Regions from separate parts of the Mus musculus genome. Here region 1 is linked to region 2. Evidence: chromatin loops called from intact Hi-C (ENCODE). Cell type or tissue: gastrocnemius. All regions are shown on one strand. Links, peaks and the distances in the headings refer to the core of each region. The heading gives the core; the rest is flanking DNA.

Region 1 (12,204 bases), core at 4,042-12,041, 410 kb before region 2:
CATGGCACATCCAGAGGTGAACAAAAGAGGTGATTAATGAATCTTAACACTGGAGACTTGGGAACACCACTGATTGTCTTGTAATACATAGGGAAATTATGCTTCACAAAAGGTGATAAGATCAAGTATAACACACACCTGAAATGCCAGCACTCAGACTAAAGCAGGAAGACTACCAATTCAAGGCCAGCCTAAGCTATATAGCAGGTCCCCAACTAGCTCAAACGAAAAAAGCATCTGTTTAAGTCCGAGGGAAAAAAACAAGATGGAAGAAAGGGGAAGACAATGAAAAGGGGAACAGACAACAGTTTTAAGCATGTTAAATTTTGAGACACTTAAAGAATACTTCAGATATCCAGACAATGGGCTAGGAATGCAGCCTCATTGGTAGAGTGCTTTGTCCACCATGCACAAAGCCCTGGGTTCAATCCCCAGCAGCACATAAACCAGGGATGATGGTGCACACCTACAATCCTAGCGCTTGGGAGGTGAAGAAAGGCAGGACAGAAGTCCTAGATAATCTTCAACTACAAAGTGAACTTAAAAGCCAGCCTGGGTTATAAGACTAGCAAAAAACATAAATATAAAAAAAGAAAAAAGAAGAAAAAGAAAAAGAGCATACTTCAGTTCAGAGTGAAATTAAACTAGAGCTATAAAATTCAGGAGCTGCCAGTTCATAAGTGGTCAATGAAGCTGCGAATGAAGCTAAACGCAAAATCTTTTTTAAAAAATAAAAATAAATTTAATAAAAACAGGATTTAGGAAAGCAGAGTGTGGTATCTGAATGAAAATGGCCTCCACAGGCTCATAGGAAATGACACTATTAAGAAGGTTTGGCCTTGTTGGAGTAGATGCTGCCTCATTGTTACTGGGATTGAGCTTTGAGCTTTCCAATGTTCAAGCCAGACCCAGTGTCTATCTCTCTTCCTGCTGTCTGCCAATCCAGATGTAGAACTTACACTTTGAGGTTCTTATCTGCCTGTACACCATGACCATAATGGACTAAACCTCTAAACCTGTAAGCCAACCCCAATTAAATGTTTTTCTTTATAAGAGTTGCCATGGTCACAGTGCCTCTTCACAACAAAAACCTAAACTAAGACACAAAGAGAATTCATTGACAAAGATTTAGCCAGATGAAATCTGCATCCCTATAATCCCAGCACTTGAGAAGCTGAGGGGGGAAGGTTTGAGGCTTGCCTGAGTTATATAATAAAGTAATTTCTCAGAAAGAAAGAAAGAAAGAAAGAAAGAAAGAAAGAAAGAAAGAAAGAAAGAAAGAAAGGAAGAGAGAGAGAGAAAGGAAAAGAAAGGAAAAGAAAAGAAAAGAAGAAAAAGAGAAAGAAAAAGAGAAAAAGAAAAAGAAGAAAAACAAGATAAAAATGCCAGGCACGGCAGTATATGCCTTTAATCCCAGCACTTAGGAGGCAGAGGTCTGTGAGTTCAAAGCCAGCAGGACTATCTACAAGGAGAGCTCCAGACCAGCCAGGGGTACATAGTGAAATACTGCCCCTCCAGAAACAACACACACACAAATATCCATTCACACCCCCAATAAAGACAGTGAAGGTAGTCAGAAATTAGAGACGTCTAAGAAACAATGATCTAGAAACCAAGGAATGGATGTTTCAAGAAACTGGAGATTGCTTGTAATCCCATAAAATTTAAAAAAAAAAAAAAAAAACAAGTAGAATGAAGATGGAAAACTTCACTGGTTTTATTTAATTTTTTTTATAATCTTAGAAAAAGTTAAAGAATGCCTGAGAGTCAAAGTATAAAATGTACTTTAACAAAATTCAGTGACACAGAGAAGGATGAAAACAGGGCCATCTGTGTAGAAAAAAATGGGGAGGTGGGAGTCAAGAGTTCACATGGTTCAGAATTGAATGCAGCTGGCTCAGGCCTGGGAAGCTGAAACAGAAATCACAGTGAGTTCCAAGCCAGCCCCAAGGATGTTTGTCAATTAAGAAAATAAGTCTGAAGAAAGGAAAAGGTTAATATGGATAAATAAGGAATACGATATCTGAGGGGGGAAAAAAGAGCATATACTTTCAAAAGAAAGGAAGACAGCAGTACAGGATGAGTGCCCACCTCAAGTAAATATAAATGCAAAGACAGAGGGAAGCATCTACTACCTCAGCACCCTCCCATCCTTCACACCCCACTCTCCCACCCCAGCCTCAGCCTGCCCCCTCCCCTCAAGCAGGAGACTAACAGTAAGGGAAAAAGAAGTGAGAAAGTAAAGCCACAGAATGGATGCTCACTCTTTCATACACAGCATTCTATAAACTATCAACAACTGCACATGCTGGTGGCTAAGAACAGAAAAGATGCACTGGAAACAGTACTTACTCATAGTCAGAAGGATTTGAGGTCCCAGGCAGGCACAGGCTGAGAAACAAAGCCCACAGTTATATGATAAAACTCTTCCCTCTTACTGCTATTAGCCTTTGATACTGTATCAGCCTCTGCTGGTTTCTTTAATCACTGCCTATACCTTTGTAAATATAGTCCCATTATTAATTAAATTCTTATGAAACCCAGCCTGAGCCATCTGCCACCTGCCACCTGCCAAGGAGCTTGACTGATACAAGAATACTCACTGTTTACAGAGTACTCGCTACAACATATCTCATTTGAGGACTGAAAACAAATAAAAACCTTATGCTTGGAAAAGAATAACACAAATAGTAGGTAAGGCTTGAGCTCTGAAATTCCTCAAACAAAAGTCTAAATCTCAGTGTACCATCTTTCAACTGTGTGATATTAAGTAAATCACAAATCTGAGCTTGTTTCCTTGTCAAAAAATTCCTGACAAAGTAACTATTCTTTTTAAGAAGTAAATGAGGTAACAGCACTCCAGGCAAGAAGCAAATCCTCTGTAAACTGTTTCTTTGCTCTTTTCCTTTCTGGTCCTGTATGACAGGGTGCTCACATCTCTGAGATAAGAGGTCTAACCTGCTCTAAAGTATGTCCTGTGCACTCAAGCCCCAGGAAGCTCAGCAAAATAAGCTTTTCATGTGCCTAAACCAAAACCCCTCCAGGTTTTGGAAGATTAACAAGCTGTTTCTATCATGCAATATCTGGGGTACCCAGGCTTCCTCCCCTCCTTAACCACTACAAAGCACTCTTTTCTCACTACCTCCTGTGAACCTTAGCAAGAACCACATAAAATCAGCATCTTAGAAGTCAAAACTGAAATCTAGGCCCTGTTCACATGCTGAAAAAAAGATTTAAAAAGGTCTTTCCCAGGTATTCCTACCACCTATTTAAACTCCTGGCAAAGAAGCAGAACTGCCATGTAGTTATGATGCCCTTTGTCCTACAGCAAAGTCCAAAGAAAAAGATAGATTCCTCTGTCTTCCCTGATTTACCTTCAGGCTAAACCACTAGGCCAATAGGGAAGCAGTAGTTGACTTCTCCAATCTACACACAGCCAGGATCAGCCACTCACCTCAGGGTCCAAAACACAATACAGCTTTATAGGGTCCCACAGCAAAAGGTGTCAACCAACCTTAAAACAGCAGAGACAGGAAGTGACTCAGCTTCAGCTTCTCTTAAGAACCTTTGCCCTGGGAGAGGCAAAGAGAAAGAAGCAGGAAGGGATATATAAACTTTACCAGACAAGGAGAGACCAAATGACCTTCCAAGAAGAAACCTCTTCCTAAACAAAACTGATTTTTGGCATAAGGCTGTTGCCCCAAACACACTGAAAGTGGAAAGACCTGATTAAACATGTAGAAATGAGGGAGGGGTGGCAGGGGGGCCTCTCTCAATAGTCTATCTGGAGCTCAACTCATACATACCATCCCTGCATTTCAATGTCTCAGACAAATAGGCTTTCAGGATACAGCCCACCTCTCCCCATACCACCTGGGCCTCTTGCAGGTATCTCTTCATCTCAGTGGATGGTCATAAGGCACAAAGTGAACTGCTAGCACACAGTGACTGTCTTTACAACAGTGACCTCCTCAGTGTCACACATGGTTATCTCTACACCTGTTCTTTGAGGATGACAAAGAGGAAGTCAAAGACTGGGTGAAATTGATCCTAAAGGGTAAGAAAAGTTCACTGGGCAGAGAAGAAAAGATGTTCCTAGAAGAGGAAGCAGCTTTTACAAAGATTCCAAGGCTAGAAAAGTAACATGTTTGTTAAGAGAACTGTGAACAATTTATTCAAGCTAGAACACAGAGGAGGAAGTGGCAACAGACAAGGCATGAAGAGGTGAGTTGAGGCCATATAAAGGAAATTGGATGTTGTCCTACAGGCTACAAAGAGCCAACTTTTTTAAGCAGCATAGTTTCATGATCGAATTTGTATTTTTAGAAAGATCATTCTAGGAATAGGCAAGAAAAGATCAACTTTTAAAGCAACAGACTTTAAAAAAAAATAGGTAAGTACCAAGGAGCTGAGGACTCAGGCAAAAGTTGGTGATGATGTGGCAATGGAGATAACAGAGGAAAAGTATTGGTCATCTCAGTGACTGACCAAATTTAGGAGGTAAAGGAGCAGAAATAGAGAATGACATCAAAGTCATCCTCTGGATTGATATAAGAGCAGATGATTGCAAAAAAATGGGTCTTTGGGGCATGTTAATTCAAAGATCACTGTGGAGATTTATGCATAAGTGCATATGTATATTTAGAACACAGAGACTGAGACAGATAAAGAGAAATAATCACATCATTCTGATTTTTTTAATATATTTCCACATTCTCCCTTTAAACTAAAACTTTTTCTCCCCTAACCAGAATGAGAATTCTATGCAACTGCATAGGACCACAACTTATTTCTATTGTTATCTTATGGGACTGAATTCACAACAAGAATTTGTTGAAAGAATAAATGAATGAGTTTGTTTTCCTAGCCCTCACTAAGAGTGCACACACCACCACCAAAATGTTTCTATCACTACAGCATCCTCATCCATGTTTCATCCTCTCAGACCTACCATTCCTCTGTAAATTAAAAGTCAAAATCCATTGTAATTAATGTTACTATGGCAACAAAAAGTTTAGTATAGCAAACAAAAAGCTTTCCGAATTCTGTGCTTTCTCTAGTAGAACCAAGAATTTATACAGATCCTAAGAATGCTCTAACATGCCAACCATAGTAGTGAACACCTTTTACCCTAGCACTTGGAAGGCAGATGCTGGCAGATCTCTGTGGCCAACCAAGCTACACTGTGAGGCCTCATCTGGGGAGAGGGACAAAAAAAAAAGGAGTGGGGGAGGGAGAGGGGAGGAGAGAAAGGCAAAGAAATTCTCTAACATTATCAGTAATACGCCCAATACTATACATGCCCATTCCATGTCATTGATACAATATTAAACAAAGCTCTCATCCCTATGACATGCTCACGCCCCTTAATTTTTTTGTTAACAATTACAAATCATAAAGAAATACTACTTGCAGGTATGAGGTCCTCTATTTCATCACTTTTCCAATATATAATGTGCCCTTTGCCCACACTGCCTTTACTTTCTATTACAAATCTTCCTTCCTCTAGTCACTAGCACTATGAAGATGCCAAACTGACTTGTTTTGTCCCTCTACCCTGTGAAACTGCTAGCTTCTGAATCTGACTCATCTCTAAAATTCCTTCCTTTGCCTACTTCACAAGGTATCAACATAATTTCAGCAAATTTTAAGGATGCTATGTAAAGCATGTCACTTTGATTTTATAATGAATTAATATAATATGTAAGCATGCATGCTACTCAGATATCTAAAGTTACATAAAATTACTATATAAGTACATGGTTCTTCAACCTAAAACAACACACACACCACTATCATTCTGAATGTCAGGATTTCATAAACCAGTAAAATATTTATTTTTTAAAAAGGTGATCAACTTTTTATTTTCATCATTTTCTTTAAACCTACCATGTACTTTACCACTAATTATTTCTCCAGTGAAAGAGCAAAGAGCACCTTAACACCAAAAAAGAACAATAATATTAGAATAAGTTACCCCTGCCCCTCTTTTGGCAGTGTTGGGATCAAACTTATAGTTTTGAATATGGAAGGGCACTCTCCCACTGAGCCACTCCCCCAGGATATAACTTTATTTTTAGTTCTTTCATCCTGTCTTATACAGATGAACGCTACCATGGACTGGATCCACAGGTCAGTGTTTGGGAACCACTACTACAACCTGTTATGCTTGTCGGTCCTCAAAAGTTCTGATTATCTGGCCAGACATATCATTATGAAGAAGGCCTCTTTGGTCTCCAGAGAGAAGAAAATATACCACAAGATAAAATAACTAGCTCTGAAGCTGAGATTCTTTAACAGAATATAAACTGAGGCTGCCTCAAATTCTCTAGGGATAGTCTTCATAGAAAGACCTAAATACTGTTATGGTTAAAGGAGGTTCAAGACACCTCAACTACATAGCCGACTGTCAGATCAGAGAGAAGATCCAGAGAATGGATCATATCACTAGTGAGACTAACTTCCCCAAATTCATGTCTGTGTGGATAAGGAGATGGACTTATAAAATACAAATAAAATGAACTTAATTATAGGATACAGAGGGAAATATGAGCTGTAAAATAGAGAAAACTTTTCAGGTGGTCTAAGTGTTTGGCATCTTGATTTCACAAATATGCACATATGTCAAAACATGTACACTTAAAGTATAAGCATTTACTGTACAAAAATTTGCTTCCACAAAGTCATGGGTTTTTTGTTCCTGCTTTTCAAACTCCTAAGAAGAGCAAACCTAAACACAGTGCTGCATATAACAAGCCATGTGACTTCCATGAAAGCAACTGCTCGTCCAATACAGATGACAGCAACAGGGAAGGAGGAATGTAGTAAGGGTGCCCAGAAGCAGGCAGAGAGAAAATATGGGTAGTTCTCTCTCTCCACCTCTCAAAACACAAAAACAAACTTCCTGATGGCCTCATTTTAAAGTCTGCCTTACAAAAGCAGAACCTGAGGAAACTGTGGTTCCATTATTACTCTGTAGATGACTAAACCTCAAACATTTTCCTTATCACAGTTACTGTTGCTTATGATGCTGTTTTGTGTGTGGTGTTTGGGGTTTGTTATTGTGGTTCTGGGGTTTTTTTTTTTTTCCTCCTCTCTCACTCTCTAACATATCTATGGGCACAGGGCGGCCAAGTGCACAACACTTGCGCCTGTACTTTACTTGATCGTAAACTATTGCTCTCCCTGGACAGGGCATCCAAGGAGGCCCCACAACCAACCTCAGCTCTCATGCAAGTCTCATAACCCTCAAGCCCCTTTCCTCCTCTGCCCTGCTTTCAACTGCTACACCAAGGCACAGCCATCCCCCGCTGGTTCCCGCCTTGGCCTTTAACGCTCCCCATCCCCGCACAGGCCTTACCCCCTCAACTCTTGTCCCAGGACGTCCCTCACCTTTCCAAGCTCAGCGAACCCACACCCTTTGCAAACGGTGGTTATGAGTTCCTTCAACTGGGCCCTTCGGAGCTGGGCCCAGGATCCCCTCCAGCGGGCTTCTTCCTGGTGCACAGCACCTAGGCTGTCCCCTGCCCCCCTACCTCAGATGTTCGCAGCCCCTCACCACCTGCCAACCCTTCACCCTGTCCCTTCAATTCCAAACCCGGTGCCGTCATCCCGAATCCCCTCGGCACCTTGCGCCTCTGCGCGCGCCGCGGCCCACGCGTCTCTTTCACTTGCACCACGCCGCCCTGCCCGGGCCTGTCGGCGGCCGGGCTAGGTGAGTTCAGGCCGCCGCCATCGCTCCTCAGGCGAACCAGCCGCGCCCCGCCCCGCGCCACACGCAGCCCGCGCCCCCGCGCACCTCACGCAACCGCCCAGTGACGCACGGCTGGGCAGCGGCGTGCCAGCTCATTGGTCCGGCCAGGCCCCAGCCAGAGCGTCGACGCCCGTTTCCTGGCAACGGCCGAGCGCAGGGGCGGGGTCTCCGTCCGCATTCCAAGAAAGGAGCGGCTCCACACTCTCAGGCCCCGCCCCCTCGACCCGCAGACTCCGCCCTTCTGAGGATTCTGGCGTTTTATAGGGGACGACTGAGAAGAGGCGGGGACAGAGGAGAGAAATTCGAACCGGAGGGCAGAAGGCTGCTCTAAGGGAGGGACAAGCTTCTGAGGCTAGGAAAGAGTAGGCTTTGGAAGGCACTGGGAGAGATAGAGGGCGAGGACGAGGGGGCGGGAACACAGGCCCTGGGCGGTGCTTATAGCGTCAAGTGGGCAGGGCTTTTCCTAAAGGATAGGCCAAGGGCCAGTCTGTGGGCAGGGCTGTAGAAAGCTCTCCTAGACCAGGCTGTTTGCTACCAAGCTAGTTTGTTTCCACCAGACTTATGCACGCCGGTTGGATTCTACCTTCCTACCCGTGAAGACCGCCTCTTCCTAGCTCTCCCGAAGCTTCCGTGACCTCGTAGAACGTGGAATAAGTTCCTACATGACAGCCTGGATTCCTGATCCGTTAGAACCTGTCTCAGTCTTAGGGCTGCGAAAGGAAAAGCGTCTAGAAGCAGCACTTAGCATGATCCCTGTTCATAGAGGATGAAAGAGCTGAGAGATGGCTTCAGGGAGAAATGCTGGCTGAAACAAGAGTGAGAAACACTAAGAGAATTAGCAGTTTCCGATAAAATCTGTAGTTGATTCTATCAGTGTTACCTGATTGTGATCATTCTGTGATTACATAATATGATGGATGACAGGGGGGCATGGGTAAGGAGTTTACAGCTTTGTGTGTTGTTTTTGTGACTTTTCTGTGATTCTAAAACTGGTTCAAATTAAAAGTATCCATAAAGAAGAAAGAAATAAAAATTTCACCCTAAAGAATTAGCTATCCCAAGGCAAGGCAGAATGGTCAAGACCCGGAGAACACCTGGAGCTGGGAGCATGCAAAGCAAAGATCAGATGAGAATGAAAACGGAATATATAATACTGCGGGACTAGTTGACCGTGTTAGTTTATATTATAGTCTTGGAATTTTATACATAGTCAGGTGGACAGGGCACCTTTGCAAATGGTCATTCAAAAGCAAAGCCCAAAATAGGATCAAAAGGATGTAGAAAAGGGAGTTTGTGGACACTGGGAAGGGTTTGAGACTTGGGTAAAGGGAAGGGAAAGGATTAAATATTGACATCCTGTATAAATTAAAAACCATCAAAGGGAACCAGAGAGATACCATCCTGGTTAAAGCACTGGCTGAGCAAACGTGACAGCCAGAGTTCAAATTCCCCAGAATCTACATAAATACCGGGTGGGTGTTGTGATCCACCGGGATCTGTCCTTGAAAGGTGACTCTGTTTTATTGAGAGAACCTGTCTCATTAAATCAGATGGAAGAACAAACAAGTGTGATTCCTTCCATCAGTCTCAGGCCTCCACAAGCACACACACACACACACACACACCACTCAAGGGCATACTCACAAATTTCCAGAGCTGAGGCATTGTTATGAGAGGTGGGAGTGACAGTGACTAGAAAGAAGAAGAGTGACTCCTCAAGCTTATAATAGTTCTGCTTCTTGAGCCAAGTACTGAGCTGGGTAAGTTCAATTTGTGAAAATATATCAAACTATAGATTTCTCTATTACTGTTGTTCCAGTGATAGTGGTAGTTACTATGTTGGCTGTATTAGTCAGCTGTCCATCACTGTTCCAAAATGAGATTAATAACAGAAAAAAAAAAAGTTTATCTTGATTCAGAAATTTCTGCCATGCTTGCCTTTGGAACAGTGGTGAGGAAGTAGATCATGCCACAGAGTATATGGCAGCGGAGGCTGTTTACCTCGTGCCATCCTAGAAGTAAAGGGTAAGATAGAAAAATGTTAGAACCCCAACATTCTCAAGGGCATACCTCATTGGCATGCTACCTGCCCCTTCCTAAAAGTTTTACCATCCCCCAATTGTGCCAGAACCTATTGACCAAGACCTCAGAACATAGCCTGTGGGGTACCTTTAAGACTCAAACCACAGTACTAAGTAACAAATCACTCCAAATTAGTGGCATAAAGCAGACGGCTTGTTATTCTGTGATTCCAATGAGATGCAGCAGAAGTGGTTTATTTCTATCCCATGAGCATCTAGGAAATTCAAATGTGGGAGTGGCTTGAGCCATCATTAGAATCACCTAAAGGCTTCTTCAATTGCATGTACAGTGCTGGGCTGGAACAAGTGAAAGGCTGAACTCAGCTCAGACTTCTCAAGTTTCTCACAGTGTGATAGACAGGATCAAAGAGAGCAGGATCCTGAGAGGCAGCAATCACAATATGCATACCAAGCTACCCAGAAAGTAGCAACATCTTTGATAGTCTAACCTTAGATGTCACAAAACATCACGCTTAGTATGCTCTATTTGCTGATAGTCACAAGTGACAAACATCAAAAAATTTGCAGTCATTTTTTAAAATATCTGAATTACATAATACTAAATATTGGTCCCAGGTGTTTGGCTGAGAGGACAGAAATGGGCGTTTGGGGTGGGGGAGAAGAGTAGGTGGGAGAAGATAAAGGTGCTGATACACTGGGTTGAAGGGGACTGCGGTGGTTTGAATAAGAATGGCCCCCATAGGCTCATATATTTGAATGCTTAGTCACCAGGGTGTGGAACTCTTTGAAATGATTAGAAAGATTGGAAGGTGTGGCCTTGTTGTATCACTATGGGTAGGCCTTGAGGCTTCAAAAGCCCTAGGCTTGCACTCTCTCTTCCCCCCTCGACCCCTGCCTATGGGTAAGGATATAACTCTCAACAACTACTCCTGCAACATACCTGCCATTATGGCATTACTGGCACCATGCTCCTGACCATGGACCAAACTTCTAAAACTGTAAAGAAGCCCCCAATTGAATGCTTTTTTGGTGGTGGTGGTGGTGGTGGTGGTGGTGGTGGTTAGTTGGTTTGGTTTGGTTTGGTTTGGAGTTTTAAGACAGGGTTTCTCTGTGTAACAGCCCTAGCTGTCTGGGAATTCACTCTGTAGACCAGGCTTGGCCTTGAACTCGAAAAAATGCCTCTGCCTCTGCCTCTGCCTCTGCCTCTGCCTCTGCCTCTGCCTCTGCCTCTGCCTCTGCCTCTGCCTCTGCCTCTGCCTCTGCCTCTGCCTCTGCCTCTGCCTCTGCCGTCTCCCAAGTGAGTGGAGGCATTAAACCATACCTGGCAAATCATTTATAAGAGTTGGCCTAGTGATGGAGTCTCTTCACAGCCTTAGAACAGTGGCTAACACAGTATGACAGTTAAGGTGTCAAAGTGGGATCTAGTATGCAGTTAGTCAGTCCTAAGGATGACTAAAGCTCAAGGAAGTTCATGAGAATTACTAGATAGCAAAATAATTCTGTGGGTGACCAAGATCAGCCAGAACATGTGTGGAAGATGGAAATGAAAGAGAGAGATCTAAGATTTCTAGGAAACACTAACCTAGAAGGAATGTGCGAAGACTCTTATAAAAGAGACTAAGAAATAAACAGAACACCAGGAAATGGTGACATTACAAAAGCTATGGACAAAAACATTTTGGAAACATTTCCTAGGGATATAGATATTTCTTTCAAGAAATTCCAAAAATGTAAATCTGACACTAACCCATAGCTGTATAAAACAGTTTACAGGTCTCCCATTGTCTTTGATTGTCCCCTTTTGTTCTTAAAATTAGGGGTAGGGGACAGGTTAGCAAGATGGCTCAGCAGGTAAAAGCATGAGCCTCACCACTGGAATTTGTGTACCAACTGACTCCAAAAGTTGTACTCTGATCTCCATAGGAATGACAGCAGGGACATCAGCCTAAGTGGGAGGGGGGATTATAGGAAATACGTTTGTTTTGTTATGAAAAGTTCACAAGAAAACTTGAAAGAGGTTGAGGGTCCACAAAATATGTCCAGTAGCTGTTGGCGCTGGGCATGAGAAATAGGAAAGGAACAAAAGTAGCACAGAATGAGCACATAGCCGGAAGATTGGGTGATAGGTATGTAGATAAGGATGTGGCTATGGAAAACACCTCTAAGTGAGAGGCACCCCAGTGTCCCTAGAGACTAGTTTAACACCTGACATGAAGGAGCCGCTTGGCACATAATTGTCAAATAAATAACTAGGCCCAACAGAGAACCTGCATAAAGTGAAACAGTATTCAAACCGACATTTCCAGCAGGCTTGGGGAAGGTGAAAGAAGACAGTAACAAAACTGAAGCTACCTTCCCAAGCATCTACCTCCCACCACCTCCGGGGACCTCATTAAAGGTGTTTAGCTG
Region 2 (12,737 bases), core at 3,155-11,154:
CCACTGACCCTAGTGATACATTCTGCATAGAACAGTAAAGAATAGAAAGTCAGTCAATGGGATGATATTGAACCAAGCGGGTTTTAAACATCAAACAAGCAATCTGAACGTGAAAAGGTAACCTGCAGGAGATAGAATATTTGCCGTCCATGTATCTGATAAAAGACTGAAATTTAAAATATATAAGGACCTTGTAAGACTTATAGAAACAAAGCTTGGCTGTCAGTGTCTAAGGGCTCCAGGAAATGGGGTGGCCTTGGCCTTAAGGGCTTGAGGAAGTGGCAACTTTCTTTCTAGCTGGTTGTGTGTTGTGCTGGGGACTGAACTCAGGACTTGATGAATGCTAAGCACACGTTACCACAGAGCTCCACCCCAGCCCTGGGGCCAAACTTTTTTGCTTTGTAGGATGAACAAGTCTCAGATCTAATATACAGTATGGGTGGTCTTCTATGTGGTTAAAAGATCAAATGAAGAGTCTGGGCCACTGTAATAACGCTGAGCTTCACTTGAGGAATTCAGTGACTTTTTCATAAAAGATGCATCATTTCTGGTTTTGCCAGTGTAGAAATATATAGGTATTTTCTGTCTGTGGCATTGGTTAGAAATATTCCAGGATGTTGGAATATGTAAAATGTGTGGGAAATTAATTAGACATATGTTTATACTCTTGACAATCACTATCAGCATTTAAGGCCCGGTAGAGGATTTTTTTTTTTTTTTTTTTTTGGTCTTGGATACTGAAATGCCTTAGCATTTCCACACAAAGCACAGTTGTTTCATAAACTTCGGCCAGGGTTGAATATGGCAGGCTTGAGATGTGGCTGGACCAGGCTGTCAATGTAATGTCTGGATTTTATCCAGCAAAGGCAATGCTTAGGCACTGAAAGGCTGAGTAAACCCAGTAAAAGCAGGTTGTAATTCATTCCTAGGTTGTAAAATCAACTTAGTGGATGGGGATCAGCATTGTGTGTGTGTATGTATGATTGTATGTTCCCGTGGGTGAGTGCACATGCATGTGGAGGCTAGAGGTCAGCCTCCTCAGGATTTTTTGAGATAGGATTTCTTCCTGAGCCTAGAATTTACCAGTTTGGCTAAGTTGGCTGGCCAGTGAGCTTCTAAGATCTGCATATCTCTACCCTGAATGCCCAGCACTGGGATAACAGGATATACCATCACACCTGGCTTCTGTTTTTGTTTGTTTAAATTTCTATCAGTAGTGTGTGCCACAGCATGTGTAGTCAGTTGTGGGGGTTATTTTTTTTCTACTATGTGGATTCTAGGAGTCAAGTTATCAGGCTTGGCACCATCTTTACGGAATGAACCATCTTCCTGGCCCCACACCTAGCTTTTTGTGTGGCTTGGGATGTCACTTCAGGACCTGATGCTCAAGAGGTGGGCATTTTATCGAGTCATTCCGCCGGTTCTGGAAGCAGCATTGTTAAAGGTAATGCAAATGTGAAGGAAAATGTCTTGTGAGGATATGCAATTTATATACATATTGACCGCCACATGTTCTGATGCAAAATGCTTTTTTATCTTTATCTGAATCCTAGTTAAAAAAAAATTTTTTTTGGGGGTGGGGGAAGGAACACTAATTTTAGTAGTACAAAGCTTGATGTTTTAGACTGCTTTTGGTAGCAATAAGAAGAAATGACAGTCTCAAATGGCAGTAATCTCTCTCAAACACACTTCATTACAACTTGGATTGCAGTTTGGAAGCACTTTAACTTGTTAGTTTTTAATCTATTTTCATTGTTGTCTTCAGTCTAATGCCCTATACCATAGGGAACTATAAAGCAATGTTGTATTTCAGTGTACTACATAAACACAGCAGGCATATCTTGTGTGACAAAGTTATGAGTTTAGGAATGGGGATGATCAGAAGAGCCACGTGAAAGTTTGTGTACAAGTTATGTAGGTCAAAGTGGAGCCTCTGGATGACAGGGACTGTGTGAACAAAGTGTAAAGGGACCTGTGCCAGAAAAACCACCCAAATAAGGTGTGTTCTATGCTTCTACAGCATGAGCTTGAGAGGCACCACGTAGTGGAGCATCAAGCAGATGCTTGATTAGTAGGCAGTGTAAGAAATCTGGACTTTGTCCCATAAAAAACTGGAAATCTATCAGGCAATTAAGATGACCACATTCCTATCATGACAACTTTGTGCCTGGGACATCCCACTAGGAACAATTGCATATTTGCTAATGGAGATAAAGCAGGACATGACTCCACTTAAGATACAGGGATACAGTTACTCGGTTTAAAAATGATAGGTAGGTATTGGGTTCATAGTGCTAAACTTTTAAGTAAGTGTGTTAGGTTTTTTGGGTGGGTGAGGGACATTAGTTTGTCAACCTTATTGTAAAGAATTGAAACCCTCCCCCCCAATCCTTACCATGAGTATGGCAATATGTACCTTCAATCTCAGCACAAGGGAGGCAGAGGCAGGAAGATCTCTAAGTTCAAGGCCAGCCTAGCCTACAGAGTGAGTTCCAGGACAGCCAAGACTACACAGAGGATCCATGTTTGTGTAGATCAAAATCTGGAACTCGATGTGGAGAACCACTCTTTCGAAGCGATGAGAAGGGCTTGGCTTGGTATTTAGGCAATGTCTACTCAAAGGCAGTTATTTACAAATACAGGCAGATTAACAAAGCCTTCAGTAGATGTCTTAGGATTTGTCAACTTTGGGGGGCCAGATTATTAGATATGTAGTGCCCTGTACAACTGTGAGCTCCTTGACTGCTGATGCTTCACTTTTAGCCAGGGTCAGATTTACTGCAAATATGCTTGAAGTATGCAATCTCTAGTATGTAAGGTGATGCTGGAGATTCGGATGCTTCTAATAGAAGGGGTAGAGATACAGCTCAGAAGGCACTTGCTACTAAGTCTGATGACCTGTCTTCCATACCTAGGAACCACAGGTTGGAAGAACTTGGGAAAGCTGTCCTCTGGCCTCTATCTGCATTCTGAGATGCATGTACCCTCCCTACTCAATAAAGAAGTATAAAACATTTAGGGAAATATTAAAGCTCCAAATGGTGGGTGTTCAAAAAAAAATCTGAGAGCCCTTTCATATTTTACCTGTTGCAAAGTCTTCCAAGATTTGGTTTTAAGGGAAGGGCTTTTCCTAGAACAAGTCATGACTCAGGCATCTAACTTGTAAATGCTCAAAAGATAGGAAAAGGGATAAAGATTTACAAAAAACATGTCAAGTTCTATGCAGAAGGAAGAGTGACAGCTCTGCCGGGACCAGGTGATTTAGTGTAAGCAGCTGTAGGGCAAAGAGTCTTAGAATAGTGTCACTGAAGCTAATGTCTTTCTGCTTCCACAGTGACCTTCTACCTTCAGGTGCTGCACTAATTGTTCAGGAGAACTTCTTTCCATGACTCCCTGGTCAAGTCTCTGAACATACAGAACAGCAGCCAGGATGGGTCATATCCCATATTTAGTGGATATAAATAAGCTCCATGCTTCTCACATACCCTGGCCATTCTGAAACAGGATTTCCTCTTTCTGGGTTCCCACAGAGGTCCACTTTTGGCAACAAAAGCTTCCAGGAAATTCCCAGCAGGCTTAACTTTCTAATGCATCACTCTCTATCAACCTTCCTCTTCACACCCTCTAAGAGGAAGGAACTTATCCGGAAGGCCAACATCCTGGCAGATGCCTACAGCCCTATCTATGATCAGGGTGGTGATACATCTATTTGAGTCCACATTCAAAACCCATTCAGACATTGAGTGAAACAAATGTGACCTTGCCTAGAAACAATTCTCAGTTTTAGGGGTACCATGTTATTTGAAGATTCCTGTACAGAGGCTCACACAGCTAGTTATCAGGAAGCAATCTCTTGGGACTGAATGCTTGCTCTCATAGTAGCCTGTCAAAATCCTGTTAAGAAGGGGGTTAGAAGCTCAGGCGGCTGCACCCTCCTTTGTGGATGGACAGACAGTGGTACAGCCATTGGTAAGACACACACATGCTCCTGTAAGCAGGACTAATGAAACTCGCCAGGACATAATCACACACATAAAAAGACATCAAGTGGAAGGGGGACTAGTTGAAATAGGCAGGACAATAGGGTGCATGCATGTGGTGGTAAGCATGGTCAAAAGACATTGGTAGATATGTATGAAGATGCCAAGGTGAAACCTAGTCTCATAGGATTCATAAAGATTCTCATGTATAACTTATAAAAGCAAAAAAGGAATTCCAACGGTGGGTCTCTATGCTGGACGTCAGCCAGTCACCATAGGAAGATGGTTTGGAATCAAGAGGTACAGGGCCCATCTAAATTAGTGTTGAGATAAGCAAACTGAGCCAGGAGGTAGTGCCCCATACCTTTAATCCTAGTACTGAGGAGGCAGAGGCAGGTGGATCGCTTAGTTCAAGGCCAACCTGGTCTACAAACAGAGTTCTAAGACAGTCAAAGAAACTGTCTCAGAAAAAACAAAACCAAAGCAAACTGGCACTGTGTGGTGGTGAACACTTGGGAACACAGGGACAGGAGGACTGCTGCATGGTGGATATAGTCTGGATTACACAGCAAGATCCCCTCCCCTCCAACAAACAAGCAAAACTAGACCTAGAATTTAGAACCTAAGTTGTGAATTTACTGTCTTAGGAGGCTGAGCATCTGGATGCCTCTTACTTTCCATAAATCCTAGGGAAGGACAAGAAAGTCAATATCTTATATTCATATTAAGACTTTTATCTTCTGTGCAAAGAGGATCGTGTGAGTCAGCAGGGAGGTCTGGGTCTCATTATGAGGGGGCTTTACAATGCTACTTCCAGGCCTCACACACTACACGAGCTCCAAGACCCACGAACACGGGCACCACACCTATGCACCACTCTCCAGCTCCAGTTAAGTCTTTGGTGTTTGAACTGTACAGGAGCTGTGGAGGCTTGCGTCCTGGTTATGGTGCAGGTCCTGCTGCAGTCCCAGGAGCAGCTGGTTTAGGAGAGTAAGGTTGCTGTCTCTGTGAGGCAGAGGCAGGGGAGGGAGGTAGTTCCCTTTATATTCTATCACCGCCATCTTGGCCCGATCTTGCTCCTTCCGATTCGGGATCTGTAGCATTCTTGTGTAGTTCCCATTCTGACCTTGGAACCGAGGCGCTAGCACTTTAAACAGCTTTGGGATCAAGTCCTTCTCCTAGATGGGGAGAGTTAATCAGAAAAAATAGTCACAACTGTAGAGGCATTTAACTATAGATTATTCCCAGAGGTAGGGTTCAAAACCATCTTCACAGGCTTTCCCACCACCCATTCAGGTACCAAGTTACACAGAAACACTTACAGGAAGTTATGCGGATGCTCATTTTACCCAAGTCAAATAAGAGAAATACGTGTCTAAGGTAGTTCGCAAGTCTGGTACATAAAAGAATGCCCTGCCTTCAATCTGCCAGGTACCCGGTTCTCTAAGGATTCCTTCCTCACTAGCAGGTAGGGAGCACTCACTGTGAGCCAGAAGTCAGCCATACGCATGGCTCGTTCGTTGGTGTCGCCCAGCTTTCCATAATCGATGAGCTGTGAGGACAAAACACATGGATGCAAGACGAGTCAAGAACCGAGGCGCCCACCTTACTCTTCTGTCTTACCTTCATCCAACCATCCCACCAGCTAAGCTAATTCTGGGCGCTCCTTCCTTCGGAGCCCCAACCAGCCTTCCATTTGCTGCGCAGGAGTGACGCGTTCAGCTGAGTGCCACACGGGAATTCGCTACCGTGGAAAGTTCTCCCAGCGTGGCCCTACTCCCCACACACGGCCAGAGCGGCGGTCTGAGGCTGGACCCGGCGGTGAATAGCTTGGCTCTCACCTTCTCCGCGTAGCCCCTCATCTCGTCCGCGCGTGCCCATGTCGCCTCGATGCGTTCGTGGCGAACTAGGCCCGTGAGCAAGTTCCGCAGCAGATGGATGCGGGACTCCGGACCCAGGCCCAGGCGGCGGTAGACGCGGCCGTGGGAGATAGCGGCAGCCAGCGACAACCTCATGCTCTCACCTCAGCCCCTCCTCTCGGGGGCCCGGAAAGGGAAACTCCGAGCTGTGTGTGCGCGCGCGGGGAGAGGGGGAGCAGAGGGGCGGAGGCACGTCTCAGAGGACGCATGCGCAGTAACTCGGCGCGTGGCTACCGCGTTTGCGCGTGCGCATCAGAGCCTGCCTAGCTGGCAGTCTGAGGGAGGGCGGCCCGACGTGTTGACGTTTCTGGAGCGACGAGCTGGGCGGGCCTCAAGGTCTGCGGTGCTCTGTGGCGAACTGGGATCTCGGCGCCCCCTGCCGGGTTTCTCTTGCACTGCGTCGGCTGGCTGGGGCGTTCTTGGAGGAGGCGCCTTCCGGGCGGAGCATGCCGGGAAAGTGAGTACCTGAGGAGAACTGCGTCAGAGGGGTGGGCCTGTGGTGGAATGTGGCGCTCTTGCCTGAGGAGTTGCAGTCCTGGCTGGTTTTGTGACGATGCCAGTTTAAACCCAGTCTTTATTAGTGATAGTGAGATAAATTATGTCCAGGAAAGCTGCAGGTATTATGTTCTTTTATTGACATAAATAAAAACCTAAGTTAGCACTAAAAGCTAAAGTAATGGACAAATACCTGACATTTAAAAAAAAAAAATTATTCTTTTCTCATACAATATACCCAGACTGCAGCCTCCTCTCCCATCACTCCTCCCAGCCCCCACTCTCCTTTCTCCCCTTTCTCCCCCTAGAAAAGAGCAGACCTCCTAGGGACATCAACCAAAGCACAATAAAACCAGGCACAAGGGGGTGGGGCAAAAAACAAACAAACAACAACAACAACCAACAAAAAAACAAAAACCAGGCACAAACCCTAACATCAAGTGTGGACAAGGAAACTCACTAGGAGGAAAAGAGTCCCAAGAGCAGGCAAAAAAGTCAGAGACATCCCATCTCCCACTATTAGGAGTCCTCCCAAAAAACCAAGCCAACAAACTATAACACATTTGCAGACAACCTAGGGCAGAACCTTGAGGGCTCCATGATTGCCCCTTCTTTGAGCTTCCATAAGCCCTGCTCAGTTGATTCTACAGGCTGTCCTCACCTGTGTTCGACCCCTCTGGCTCCCACAATTATTCTTCCTTGTCTTCTGCTGGGTTTCCCGAGCTCCAAGGGGCGGGACCTTATGTAGGCCTCCAACCCAGGTTCTTTCTCCTCTTAATGTTTGTCAGTGGGCCTCTACATCTCCCATCAGCTGCAAGAGGCAGCCTCTCTGATGACGACTGAGTTAGGCACCAATCTATGAATCTAGCAGAATATCACTAGGAACCATCTCATTGAATTTTTTTTATTTATTTTCGGCACTACAGTTTGGTTCTTCCCTAGGTCTCTGGGTGGATGAATACTTTTTCTTAAAAAAAAAGTTCTGTGTGTTTGTGTGTGTGTGTGTTCCCTTCCATTGCTCAGCATCCTTATGGCTCTTTGAAAACAGTTTTCTGGGAGGAATTGGGTGAAAATATAGTCTAGCTCTAGTATTTAACAAAATGATGATCATATTAGGGCTTATTTAAAATGAATTCATCACAGTTGGAGTTACTAGGACAGAACAAATAACACATTTCAAATGGAAAAGGAGTAATTTTTAAAATAGTTTCATTTTAGAAAAATAAGTTTATGATCATATACAATATGAAGAAGTTGAGGTGGCTCAGCGCTAAAGAGGGACCCAGAGTTTGATGGAATCAACCTAACCCTTCAGATGGTGTTTCACTCTGGAAATAGTGATGAGCAGTTTCCAACTTGGCTTACATTCTTCTTGGTGTTCTGTCCCCTCCCTGCTTCATTTCCTTGTATTCTTAGCGAGGTGAACTGCCTGTTGCTGAAATTATAAAGTCCTTCAAGGTCAGAGAGGAACTGATTCATGCATTTGGCCTTCTTTCCTCTTTCCTCTTGCCTCTGCCATCAAGCCCGCTGCACTCTGTTTTTTTTTTTTTTTTTTTCTTTTCTTTTCAAGCAGTTCTTGGCATCAGCAATAGTGTTTGGGTTTGGTGTCTGTAGATGGTATAGATCCCTAGGTGGGGTGGTTTTGTTCCCACATTTCTATGTATGTTCTTTTGGGTCTAGGTTACCTAACTCAGGATGATATTTTCTAGTTCCATCCATTTGCCTGAAAAATTCATGAAGTCATCATTTTAAATAGCTGGGTAGTATTCCATTGTATAAATGCACCACATTTTCTGTATCCATTCCTCTGTTGAGGGACATCTGGGTTGTTTCCAGCTTCTGGCTACTATAAGTAAGGCTACTATAAAGATAGTGGAGTATGTGTCCTTGTTATGTGTTGGAGCATCTTTTGGGTATGTGCCCAATAGTGGTGTAGCTGGGTCTTCAGGTAGAAATATTTCCAATATTCTGAGGAACAACCAGATTGATTTCCAGAGTGCCTGTATCAGCTTGCGATCCCACTAGCATTGGAGGAGTGTTCCTCTTGGATTGCAACCCAATAGGAAAAACAACAATTTCAAGTAACTGGACCCAGCAGAGCTCCCAGGGACTAAACCACCAATCAGAGAGTATACATGGGTGAGTCCATATACATATGTAGGAGAGGATTGTCTTATCTGGCGTCAATGGGAGGGAAGTTGCTTGGTTCTGTGGAGGCTTGTTACCCCAGCGAAGGGGGATGCTAGAGGGGTGAGTACCTTCTTAGAGGCAAAGGGGAGAGGGGATGGGATGGGGGGTTTGGATAGGGGAGACCAGAAAGGGGGAACAACATTTGAAATGTAAATAATTGGGGCTGGAGAGATGGCTTGGCAGTTAAGAGCACTGACTGCTCTTTTGAAGGTCCTGAGTTCAAATCCCAGCAAAGACATGGTGGTTCACAACCATCGGTAATGGGATCTGATGCCCTCTTCTGGGGTGTCTAAAGACAGCTACAGTGTACTTACATAAAATAAATAAATAAATCTTAAAAAAGAAATGTAAATAAATAAAATAATCAATAAAAGTAGTAGTGCAAATGAACTAGTGCAGATCTTATGTAGTAACATGATTAAATACCATAAACATAATATTCAGTAAAGGCAGTAAGTGCAAAGGACAATACTGTATTATTAAACTGCCTGTTTAAAACAAGATCTGATCTGTGGTGTTAAATTCCCCTTGGTAAGTGAAAAAAGGACAAGTGTTTAGAAGAGAGCATGGGATAGGAACGTGGGTGTATTGGTAATGTTCTATAACTTGACCTGGATGGTCCAGGAAGGAGCATGTTTGTCTTGTCGAAAAATCACTGAATGAAACATATATAATTTGCATATTAATTTTAGTATAACTATTGTATTTTAGTTAAAAATGTAAAAGAGACTATTTATACCTATAGGCTTATATTTTTCAAAACCTACTTTAATAGGGGTTCTTAAACACTTTAACCTCCCTTCCACCACCCACCAGTGGAAAGGAAAGGTTAATAAGGCAAAGAGCAATGTGGATCTGTTTAGAAATAGTTCTTTTTTGGGTGATTCCCATCTTCATTGTCAGGATATTAGCAGTTCAGTTCACACGAATCAGCGACAGTAGCTTGATCCACTCACAAACACCATTCACACATCAGCAGTGGCAGTTCAGTGAAGAAGAAATAGGCTCTGCCAATTGGCCAGAGTCTTCAGAAGCCGCAAGAAGCCTCTGGAACACCACCAGAAGGTCTTTGGTCCATTTCTCTCTACAAAGTCATGACAAAAGATGATCAGTGAAGAAGACAAGGTGAACCAATGCCATAGCATAGTCAGTGAAGATCAACATCAGGAAAGCCCAACCAAGACCAGCAGAGTGGCAAGGTAAACCTATGCCACACAGTGTCATTCACCATCTGTTAGGTTATATTTATACCCTTTCCGAACATCATGTGTTTTCTCAAGTGTCTGCTCTAGCAAAACACCATATATCCTTTTTTCCAGGCAGCTTCCAGAAAAATACCACATGTCTGTTCTCAGTAAAACATCCTCCCATGTGTCTGCCTCAGCAAAACATCCTCTCATAAGACAGTTTCCAGAAAAACATCATATGACACAACTGAGTCTCCAAAGAAATCAGAAATTTCCACTTCATATGTCCTTGATAGCTTCAATTCATGAGGGCCAATCTTTGATATGGTATTAATAAAGATCTCTAAAGATGTCCATATCCTAATCTATAGGACCTGTGAATATGTTACATGAAAAAATGACTGCATATACAATGTACTATCATTGGCCTGTTGTAATAGAGCTGGTTCAACTACATATGGTGGTGTCCTGGTTAGGGTTACTATTGCTGTGGTGAAACACCATGATCAAAGCAACTTGGAGAGGAAAGGTTTTTAGTATAGCCTATTCTTTTAGGTAACAGTCCATCATTGAGGGTAGTCAAGGCAGGAACTTAAATGGGGCAGGAAACCGAGATAGACATTGATAGAGAGGACATGAAGGGATGCTACTTACTAGTTTGCTTCTCATGACTCACTCAGCCTAATTTCTTCTAGTACCCAATGTGGTGGTTTGAATAGGATTTACTATGGACCAGCCTCAGTCAGCCCCCCTCAATCTGCGGGAAATTGGGGTTCCGGACAGGTGGGCAAGGAGTTGGGATGAAAAGGGTGACAAACAGCCATGAACACAGAGAGTGTGTATCTGAATGTAATTTGTCTCAAAGCAAGCACCAGTCTTATAAGTGACTTTTATACAAAACAGAGGAATGCATACAAAAAGCTAACTGGAGCCAACTGGGATAAAAATCAATGTTAACAACTGGGATCAAAATCAGCCCCACCTAAGGTCAGCTTAATCTTAGAAGCCAGGGGCAAGGGCTTCATGCCCTTGCCATAGTTCCAATTCTAGTTTATTGTATAGTCCACCTTCCCCCTAGGCCATCGAAAATTCCTGTGTATGGGGGTAACTCAGCTATCTCTAGTTAAGTATTTACTCTTAGTTCCTTCTTAGACCACAACCTTTCCTCTTCCTAGATAATTGTAAATTCCTGTGTAGGGCAGTGGCTCAGCCAAGGACTGCCTGGGACTGGTGAAGAATATAACTTAGCTATATGTCAAAATCAATTCTTAGAGGCACTTGTAATAATATTGAGGGAAAGCACACAGATCCGTTTACCAACTAAAGCAAGGAAGGATTTGGAGCATTCCTTATTACAGGATACCATGGTTCCAGGAGACTAAGTTTCCGTGAACTTTTTGCCTCGGGACTGCATCCAGGCTTTCTGGGCCTGTCACGTGGGTCACTACTGGAGTGGGTGTAGCAGGAATAGCTTTCATAGACTTAGTTGTTTGAATGCTTGGTTATAGGAAGTGGCATTATGAGGAGCTGTGGCCTTATTGGAGAAGATATGGCCTTCTTGGAGGAAGAGGGTCATTTGGGACAGTCTAAGAAACTCAAGTCTGTCTGGGGTGTCTCAGTCTCCTTCTGCTGCCTGTGGATCAAGATGTATAATTTTCAACTCCTTTGCCAGCACTGTGTCTGTCTGCAGTGCTTCCTGCCATAATGATAATGGACTAAATTTCTGAAACTGTAAGCCATCCCCAATGAAATATATTTCTTTATAAGAGTTGTCATGGTCATGGTGTCTCTTCACAGCAATAAAACCCCAACTAAGACACTCAGTACCACCTGTCCAGGGATGGCACCACCCACAATAAGCTGGGACCTCCCCAGTCAATCACTAATTGAGAAAATGCCTTCCAGCTGGCTCTTATGGAGACATTTTTTTTTTCAAATTGAATTTATTTCCTTTCAGATAACTCTAGCTTGTGTCAAGTTGACATAAAACTAGCTATCACTGGTTGTATAGACAAATGGACACATTTGTAGAATGGAGGATGTAGCAGTAAACTTGGGGTTCTGTAGCCAGTATAATCCTTTCTGCATGACATAACTGCCTAGCTAATAGCCAATTCAAGCAGTAGTGTCTTGCAGGATACTTAGATGGCAAAAGAGCTATGCACAAGAGACCACTAGATGGCATTATTATAATACATTATAACACAAAGAGACTAAAGAAGCTTTGTGCCTGGAGATTGTACACATTGTTTCCACCAAACAGGAAAGGAAGAGTCCCAGTGATCAAGCATTACTTTATCTGATAGAAATTTGATTCATCTCTGAATATATACACCAAAATTGTCAGATTGAATTAAGTTTAAACTAGATGGAAGAGTTACTGTTTTTTTTTTTTTTTCTGCTAATCAGTGCATGGGAAATTGGACAAGATACCAGCTTATTGAATAAAGAGAATAAAATATTCTTTTATGTGATTTCAGATGTAGTCCCAGATTGCCCTTCTTCAAGGCTATAGAGATTTCTTCTTTTAAAGGTCTTTAGAAGACGAGGGAAAGGATCAGTGAGTGCATGCCAATTGACTATCCCCTCTTCCTCCCTCTTCTCATTTATGTTTCCTGATTTGTCTTTGAGTTTTTGGAAATTTGGAGGGATTTGAACTTGTATTAGTAACTCTCTCACACCTACATGATTGTCCCTTCTTCCTGGTAGAAAACGTTTTCTAGGTTGGAGGGTTTCTAATAAAGACCCCCATTAAATATGAGAAGGTCCATTAAGTACCAGGTTCTGTAATAGATACAGGGTGCATGGAGAGGAAAAATCCAGCCATGTGCTACACACAGGGAGTAAGAGAAATAGGGAAAAACTGTTAAGACTACCGTTGCAGAAAAATACTCCCTTTTCCCTAGACTCATATCCATGGCAAACCTGACTTATAAGCTATTATTTCTTTATCTTTTGCCAAATTT

Evidence for each region. A loop is a pair of places that touch in the nucleus more often than their neighbours do. Peaks named below come from ENCODE experiments on the same cell type or tissue, not always from the same donor. Only the 100,000 strongest peaks of a DNase experiment are listed, where the experiment ranks them.
Region 1: a loop joins it to region 2, with 3 times the contacts of the local background. A loop is called at or near these places in 7 of 42 quality-filtered maps.

What each region holds. Positions count from the first base shown.
Region 1 is chr7:105,392,256-105,404,459 of GRCm38, forward strand. Fam160a2 (family with sequence similarity 160, member A2) reads right to left here and starts at 7,799. Exons shown (of 12, transcript NM_199009.3): 1 at 7,629-7,799. It also overlaps a transcript of Cnga4 not described here. In gastrocnemius, for the core only: no CTCF peak of the experiment used is centred there; a DNase peak (open chromatin) is centred at 7,913; H3K4me3 peaks cover 2,376 bases; H3K27ac peaks cover 1,954 bases.
Region 2 is chr7:105,804,987-105,817,723 of GRCm38, forward strand. Mrpl17 (mitochondrial ribosomal protein L17) reads right to left here and starts at 6,101. Exons shown (of 3, transcript NM_025301.2): 1 at 5,822-6,101; 2 at 5,464-5,532; 3 at 1-5,158. The coding sequence starts at 5,995. The coding sequence ends at 4,871. In gastrocnemius, for the core only: a CTCF peak has its summit at 6,281 (motif pointing left); DNase peaks (open chromatin) are centred at 6,185, 6,684 and 7,039; H3K4me3 peaks cover 2,018 bases; H3K27ac peaks cover 4,645 bases.